Regions from separate parts of the Homo sapiens genome. Here all the other regions are linked to region 1. The links are chromatin contacts, found by Hi-C or POLR2A ChIA-PET in ENCODE. All regions are on one chromosome and are shown on one strand. The core of a region is the stretch at or near the end of the contact, and the rest is flanking DNA. Distances in the headings are between cores, read along the strand shown. Region 1 holds the start of RAD23B (RAD23 nucleotide excision repair protein B). Region 2 overlaps ELP1 (elongator acetyltransferase complex subunit 1). Region 3 holds the start of FSD1L (fibronectin type III and SPRY domain containing 1 like).

Evidence for each region. A loop is a pair of places that touch in the nucleus more often than their neighbours do. ChIA-PET counts read pairs that join two places held with the same protein, here RNA polymerase II (POLR2A). Pooled maps may share reads with other maps.
Region 2: a pooled map shows a loop between it and region 1 (4-fold over the local background). The contact joins the enhancer-like site here to the promoter of RAD23B in region 1. A Hi-C loop is called at or near these places in 1 of 37 single-sample maps with no recorded cell type and 4 of 50 pooled maps. POLR2A ChIA-PET finds 5 or more read pairs at or near these places in 1 of 52 experiments (activated CD4-positive, alpha-beta T cell).
Region 3: a map of GM11168 shows a loop between it and region 1 (7-fold over the local background). The contact joins the promoter of FSD1L here to the promoter of RAD23B in region 1. A Hi-C loop is called at or near these places in 1 of 168 maps with a recorded cell type or tissue (GM11168), 2 of 37 single-sample maps with no recorded cell type and 10 of 50 pooled maps.

The regions. Positions count from the first base shown.
Region 1 is chr9:107,281,863-107,284,562 of GRCh38, reverse strand. It overlaps RAD23B (RAD23 nucleotide excision repair protein B), which reads right to left and starts at 1,284. Exons shown (of 10, transcript NM_002874.5): 1 at 868-1,284. The coding sequence starts at 933. RefSeq lists a silencer at 746-1,305 and an enhancer at 1,796-1,955.
Region 2 is chr9:108,884,658-108,887,357 of GRCh38, reverse strand. All of the region lies in intron 29 of ELP1 (elongator acetyltransferase complex subunit 1), which reads left to right. Among named protein-coding and RNA genes, the nearest start is that of ACTL7A, 24 kb to the right of the region's middle. Within about 2 kb of position 1,342, at least 5 of the 41 ENCODE cell types and tissues checked have a DNase peak (open chromatin) inside an H3K27ac peak, as active enhancers do.
Region 3 is chr9:105,446,780-105,449,479 of GRCh38, reverse strand. It overlaps FSD1L (fibronectin type III and SPRY domain containing 1 like), which reads right to left and starts at 1,446. Exons shown (of 14, transcript NM_001145313.3): 1 at 1,245-1,446. The coding sequence starts at 1,259. RefSeq lists a silencer at 956-1,565.

The sequences.
Region 1 (2,700 bases), core at 35-2,534:
ATGTGGACTTCTGAAATGTTTAAGGCTTTAACTGCAGAAAGGATTCAAAGTTGTTGTTTTTTGTTTTTTTTTTCTTTTTTCCCCCTTGAACTGCTACTGTTTGGGGCATCGGGGGAGGGTGGCTGCAGCGTTCCAACTCCTACAATTCCAAGATTTCTAACACAGAAAACCCGTTAAATCTGAAGTTTAGTTTGAGCCTGGATGGCTGTGAAGAGCTCTAACAGCTAAAACCATCACCAAAGAGGCCTCAAAGTGCAATCTACGCAAGGGTGTGGGTTTGGTGGCGGGAGGAAGGCAGCAGAACGATTCATTTGCAAATAAAAGGGTAAACAATTCTGAGGGGAAAGGGGCAAATTCATTTTCACCACCACTCACCTCTCGGCGGCAAACGGAACCTGATACTTTTTTTTTTCTTAAGGCTCATCTTCTCGGGTTACCAACTCTGGGAACTAAGCGGCTAACCAGGTCCACACAGGGGTAGTGGCGACGCCTACGTCTCCCTCCCCCACCTGTGCACCCATACCAGAAAGCCAGGCTCTACGGCTGAGACGGCCTGGACCTTCCCATCCCCCTCCGGCCCCGCTAGCACGAGCTCCTAGGCCCAGGCCCGCGGGCGTGCGCTCCACGCCATCTGCCACCAGGCCTTCGGCGTCCGGCCACTGCTTCCCCATTCTCCTGCCACAAAGCCCACGGCCAAGACAGGAGGATCGGCTCCGCTGTACGCCGCCAGGGCCGGCACCAGGACCCAGGGCCCTCATCGCGCCCTCCGGGGCTTCCCCCGCTGGAGCGCGCCGCCCGGCCCCACGAGCTCCTGGCGCTCCCCGCGGCCCGCACGCGGCTGCCCCTGCCCCCGGCCCGCGCGCATACCGTCTCCTCGGGGTCAATGTCTATCTTGAAGGTCTGCTGCTGGAGGGTCTTCAGGGTGACCTGCATGGTGCCGCCGCGCAGCTCGGCTGCCGGGCCTGCGCCGGGTGCTGGCCGCTGGGCGGGGTCTGTGGCCTGGCGGGGCCCCGGGGTCGCCCGCGCTCCTCGCGCTCTGGGGAGGAAGGCGGTGGGGGTGGGGGCTTGTCACATTCGCCCAGCGGAGCGGCCTCTCCCCCAGCCCGTGCCCCGGACCGCGCCGCTGCCTCCGCGACTGCGGCCTTCCCCGCGAACTCGGGCCGCCGTGCTTCCTCACGCGCCGAGCGCCAGCCACGGAGTCTGCAGAAGGCGCGAGGGGGTCGGCGAGACAAGCAGGGAATCCGCTAGCTCACCACAGGATGGTGGCCGCCATCATCGTGACTCGCCGAGACGTGCCCCCTCCCCCACGCGAAAAACCTGGGGGGATGGGGCCGGGCGGGCGAAGCGCGCAGGCGTGGGGTGCGGCGACGCTTTGCGCCGGCGCGGCCGAGGACTCCGCCCCAGAATTGGGGGCGGGGCGGAAGGCGGTCCTGGAATGTCGGCGGCCTGGACCCGGATTACGCAGGCGCGTTCCGTGGGCGGCAAGGGCTCCTGGGGCTTCCTCCTAGCGACTATTGCTGGGGCGTTCTCTCCGGCTGCCGCGGCTCCGCCTCTGTGCAGGCTCCGCCCGGCTGCCGAAGTTACGCAATGTGTAGCCCGGGAAGCGCTTCGTGGAGACCCGGCAGAGTGGATGCGGAGCCCTGGAGCGGGGGAGTAATCGGGGCGGAGTTTAAGTGAAAGGATGGCGGTAACCACAGTCTGGGGGCCAGCACCCGCGGGGCGCTTGCTGCGGGGCTCAGCCCTGGGGGTGTCGACTGATTCTTTAATCCCGACAGCACAGACTCCTGAGCTGGACTGCCCGAGTTCAAATATTGTTTTTTCTCACTAGCCTAAACAGATGGACCGATTTAAAATGAAGGTCAAGTTCTGTCACACCTCGGGGTAGAACTGTCCAGTGTTTCCCCATCTAGCCCCGAGTTAAAGTCAGAGTTATTAGAACGGATGCATTAGCCCCTCGCCTTTCTCCGAGTCGCCTTACTCTCCCCACTGGTGGATTCTAGGTTGCCCCCGGCTCCCTTAACATCCTTGCTCAGATATTGCCTTCTTGGTGAGGTCTGTTCTGGCTGCCTTACTTAAAATCCCAACTTCCTATCTCTGTTATCCTGCTCTGTTTTCTTGTATAGCGGGTATCCCTTTATAATTACCCTGTAATGTACGTATCTCTTGTTTATCATCTTTCTCCTTTTCCTGTGAACCCCAGACTGAAGCTGCACAGAGGCAAAGATTTTGCTGTGTTCACCCATGAACATGCCTGGCACATTGCAGGTGCACGGTAAATATTTGTGGAATGGGTGAATGTGCTTCTGGATCCTCAGCAGTAGAATGAGAATAATAATGTCACTCATTGATTATTGGAGGGGGAAGTTGAATATTGTATGTAAAATCATGATAAACAGTCTGTAAGCAGTTAGCTATTAGTAGAAAGTCCGTTTACAGATAGAAAACTGAAGTACAGAGATGTTGAGTAATGCACCTGGAATAACCCAGCCAGTAGTAAATGGCAAATCCACAATGTGACCTCAGACAGAATGACTCCAGAGTCTGTGTCCCAGGGTGTGCCACTATTCCCCTGTTTTTTGTTTTAAAGATTATTCTTATTTTTTTAAAGCGTCTGACTGTCATCCACGCTGGAGCGCTGTAGCACAAACACGGCTCACTGCAGCGTCAACCTCCTGAGCTCAAGAGATCCTTCCACCTCAG
Region 2 (2,700 bases), core at 93-2,592, 1.6 Mb before region 1:
TTTCTAGGGCTTCCAGTGTGGTGTTGAATAGAAGTGTTAAGAGTGAACATCCTTGCCTTTTTCCTGATATTGGAGAAAATTCACTTGTCTTTTAGCATTAAGTGTCATGTTTGCTTTTTTAAAATTTTATTCTATATTATTTTATTTTTGAGACAGAGTCTTGCTCTGTCACCCAGGCTGGAGTGCAGTGGTGTGATCTCAGCTCACTACAACCTTGACCTCCTAGGCTCAAGCGATCCTCCCACCTCAGCCTCCTGAGTAGCTGGGACTGCAGGAACATGCCACCATGCCTGGCTAATTTTTGTATTTTTTGTAGGGATGGGGTTTTGCCATGTTGCCCAGGCTGGTCTTGAACTGTTGGATTCAAGCAATTCGCCTGTCTCAGCCTCCCAAAGTGCTGGGATTACAGGCATGAGCCTCCGTGCCTGGCCTGATATTTGCTTTTTTTTTTTTTTTTAATGCTCTCTATTGCAGAGTTGGCAAACTACAACCTGTGACAAATCCAGCATGCCACCTGTTTTTGTAAATAAAGCTTTATTGGAGCATAGCCATGCTCATTAGTTTACATCTTGTGTATGGCTGCTTTAACACTACAGCAGCAGAGTTAGAGTTGTGACACAGATAGTTTGGCCCATAAGGCCTATATTTACTGTCTAATCTTTTACAGGAAAAATTTGCCAATTCCTGCCCTCTTGGTTTGAGGAAATTCCCTTCTGTTCCTTGTTCTGAGAGTTTGTATCATGAATGGGTGTTAAATTTTGTCAAATGCATTTTCAACTATGAAGGGTTTTGTTTTTAGACGAGTGATATGGGGGACTAGGTGATTGATTTTCTACTGTTAAACCAACCTTGCATCTCTGGGTTCAACCCCACTTGGTATTATAGATTTATTACCCTTTTTCTCTTGTGGCAGATTAGATCTACTAAAATTTTCTTGAGGATTTTTGTGTTTGTGTTCATGAGGGATATTGTAGTTTTTTCGTGTCTTTGCCATGTTTTGGGTATCAGGATAATGCTGCTGTCATTGAGGGGTGACAAAAATGAGGGGTGGTGTCCTTTACACTTCTGTTTTCTGGAGGATTTCATGTAGAATTGGTATGAGAGTCTAGCTTATGGTTAAAAACCTATGTGTGATGTTTCAGACCTGACCATAAACAATTACAGACTTTACCTAGGAGGCCACATGGGGAAAAGCTGCCCTCCCTACACCAGACTTGGCGTACTGCCAATGCATTACAGTTTCTAAAGGGAGTTGCAGTCAAGGACTCAGGGCCCCCTGTTAGTCATGCTCTTGTAACAGTATTTGCATTGAGAGTCCTGGCACTTTCATTCTTAGGTCTCTCTATCTGAGGCCATGGGCCAAGGTCTTCTTCAGGCACCTCTGCCAAGGCCTGTTTATGCAAGAAGGAGTGGAAAAACCTTGACATTTTTTTCCACTGTGACTCACTACCCAGTACTTTTCCACCCTTAGCCCCCTTCCTTTGCACCCATACCCCCAAGATCCATCAAACTGCTAAAGCCTTTTTTTCCAAGCTCCTTCAACAGTGAACCAACCCTCATGTCTGTGTGGATCCAGCTGACTCTTGACTAGTGAGTTGTTCCTTGGGAAAAAATGGAACAGAGAGAGTTGGTGCTTTCCCTGGTTTTAGCCTCTTGCTTATACCAATGCAATGCCTGAAGGCTTAATTCATTTTTGACTTGTTGCTTTGATCAGCTACTCCAACACCTGACAGCTCAGCTCTTTCTCCCAGCTCTTGGGAGATATTTTTTTCTTTAAATGTTTAGTAGAATATACCAGTAAGGCCATCTCGGCCAGGAGTTTTCTTTAATGAAAGCTTTTCCACTATTAGTTCAGTTACTTTAGTAGACATTAGCCTATTCAAGTTTATCTGTGTCTTCTGGAATGAGCATTGGTAGTTTATGTCTTTCAAGTAATTTGTTCATTTCATCTAAATTGTCAGATTTATTGGTATGAAGTGTTTATAGTATTCTCTTATTTTACTGTCCGTAGGGTCTATGGTGATGTCCTGTCTTTCATTCTAGATATTGATGTGTCTTCTTTTTTCTGATTATTCTGGCCAGAGGTTTATCAATTTTATTGATCTTATTAAAGAATGAACTGTTTCATTGTTTTTCTCTATGATTTTTCTGTATTCTATATCATTCTTTTTTTATTATTTTATTATTTTATTTGCTCTTTATTTTTCTAGTTTCTTAAGGTGATGGCTTACTTTTATTTTTTTCTTATTTTTTTCTTTTGTTGTTGTTGTTTTTTTAAAGAAACAGGGTCCCACTCTTGCTCAGGCTGGAGTGCAGTGGCACGATCATGGTTCACTGCAGTCTCAAACTCCTACATTCAAGCTGTCCTCCCCCCTCAGCCTCCAGAGTAGTTGGGATTACAGGTGCATGCCACCATGCCTGGCTAATTTTTAATTTTTTTTGTAGAGATGGGGTGTTACTAGTTGCCCACGCTGGTCTGAAACTCCTGGCCTCAAGTGATCCCTCCACCTCTGCCTCCCAAAGTGCTGGGATTCCATGTGTAAGCCACTGTGCCTGACCAAGGTGATGGCTTAAAGCTATTGATTTGAGATGATTCCTTACTTTATAGTTTAAGCATATAATGCCATAATTTTCCTCAAGCACCGTTTTAGTTATGTTATACAAATTTTGAAATGTTTTGTTTTCATTTCCTAATTTCCC
Region 3 (2,700 bases), core at 197-2,696, 1.8 Mb after region 1:
TGCTAATGTCCATTCAAATATCATTTCTTTTATCTAATAAGCTGAGAGATGTTTTACAAATTTAGGCAGAGACAATATTTTAAACCTATACATACTCAAAATACACAAAATCTAATTTTTAAAAAATGCCTTAAGAATAGTCATGCATTCCAAGGTGAGTTTCAAGACCAACACATACAATGAAATCATATGCATATTTGTTAAATACTGTAATAGTCAATGCTCAACACATCATTATTCTCTCATGCCCTCAGTGAAGTGATCCTCAAGAAGGTGAATGTAGACAAAATTGTAGAAAACGTTGTTCTAAGTCTTTCCCGTGCTTTCTAATAATAGAAAAGAATAGTCTCTTAGATATGTCTTTGTTTTCCCTGCTACATTATTAATACTCCTTGTTTTTTCTTTCCTACCCTGTACTATATTTCAATTACGTTATAGTCTAACAAAGAGAACAGGGTGGTTATTTTCATATGGAGATTATGACTGAATAATTCACTTCTAACTGTATTCAAGACATTGGCTTTGTTCTCCAAATACTTCTGAATTGAACCTTTACGATTATATAACCTTTCCTCAACTGTTCGGAAAGTATAAAACATTCCACAACGACCCCTAAGTAACTGTGCCCAGCAACACCAACTGGTCAGAGAGTGGGAAGGCTGCCCTAACAATTGAAGTCTTTTCCCTCCATTCAACGAACACTAAACACTAAGATCTACTTAGGAAAAGTCATGGGAAGGGGAGCGGTGGGCGGTACAAAGGAGATTCGGTCCCTGACCTAAAGAGCGTGGTGCTGAGACGAGACTTGGTCGAGGAGAAAGCCCCAGCTTTCGGCGTCAGCAGGGAGACACCAAAAAGGCTGTGCCTCGGTTTCCTCACCTGCTGAGGAGGGATACACCCCCACCAGCACGCTCGCAGTCTGCAGGCATGAAAACCGGCCTAAAGCGCTGCAGAGTGGCTGATTTTAAAAGGGGGATGGCTCCGTTTCTCCTCCAGAGTCAGGGCCCCGGACAGCGCGCAGAGCAGAGGCCAGCCCGAGTCACCGGGCGCGGTCCCCGCATCCGTGTGGGCGCCTCTTAGCTCCCGCCCAGAGAGCGGCCGGGCGGCCTTGCCCTCCGCAGCAGCAGCCCGGACGCCCGGCCAGGCCCACCCCGCGCACCCACAGCCCACGGGCCCAGGCGCCCCGCCCACCCTGTGCCGGCCCGGCTTGTCTCGGTAGCCCCGGGCTCCCCTCCCCCGCTTACTTTCTGGGAGTCCATGGCGAGTGGCTAAGCCCACTGGGCTCGAACCCGAGACGACGAACCGTGTGAGGAGGCTCAGCGAGATCGCACACCCCAAGACCGCTACTCACTGCACTGCCCCAGCCCGCACCGGCACCGCCCGGCCCCACCCGTCCGCGCCCAGACCGCGCGCGCCGTAGTCACGCCGCGGTTGCCAGGGTGAAAGGGCGGCCCGCAGAAGGGAGGGGCTGAGGAGCGCACCGCGCCTGCGCGCAGCGGCTGACTGCTCCCGGGAAGTAGCCGTGGAGGGTGGGGAGCGCCGCCCGTCTGTCTACCGCTAGTGCCTCTGCAGGCTGCACTCCCTTCCCCCATCCTTTTTCCTCCAGCGATAGCGGTCTCTCCGGCCCTGAAATAGGCCACTGGGCATCCAGCAGCCGGCCGGTGCGGAGGGCCCGGGAAGGAAAGAGTATCTGGTGCTGGAGACGGATTAGCCCACCCTCCACCCAGCACGCATCTGAAGCCCCTCCCCACACTATCCTTCGAGGGGCAGCCAGGCTTGAGCGGACCCAGCGGTCCAAAGGGAGGAAAAGGGCTGGGGTGGGGATGTAGCGAAAACGTGGGAAAAGACCTTTAGGGGATGTGGTGGAAACGTGGGAGGAGGGATATAGGGATGAGAGTGGCGGAAACGTGGGTGTGGGATTAATATGAGCTTTGGGGCCTGGCACAGTTTTTCCCGGGGACCCACCCATCCTCCCCGGCACCTCGCTACCTGTATGATTTTGAGCAAGTCAGTCTGCCTGAGCTTGTTTCATCTGTAAAATGAGAGAAATAATGCGGACTTTGCAGAGGATTGTGAGGATTAAATAACGTATGGTACATAATTAGTAGTGAATAAATTATAGTCATTCTCTTTTTTTTTTTTTTTTTTTTTTTTTGGAGATGGAGTCTCGGTCTGTCACCGAGGCTGGAGTGCAGTGGTGCCATCTTGGCTCACTGCAACCTCTGCCTCCCGGGTTCCAGGAATTCTCGTGCCTCAGCCTCATGAGTAGCTGGGATTACAGGCGCCCCCACCACACCTGGCTAATTTTTTGTACTTTTAGCGGAGACTGGTTCTAGCCATGTTGCTTAGGATGGTCTCGAACTCCTAAGCTCAGGCAGTCCGCCCACCTCAGCCTCCCAAATTGCTAGGATTACAGGTGTGGGTTACAGGGCATGTGCCAGGCCCATTATAGTCATTCTTAGTGGGGAGTTAGAACCTGCTCGGTGTGGCCTGAGGCATCAATGAAGATTTTAGAAAGCTTGGAATTTAGTAGGCTTGAGAAAGTTCTTCCTCAAGCAGACAGGCCTCATCTTCCATTTGGATGACTCTGGAGAGGCTCACAAAAGTTCAATTAGACAGTCATTTATGATGAATGAATAAAAGGGAAATACATATTGAGTACCTATTCTGTACCAGTTCTACAAACAAAATTCAGTAGTG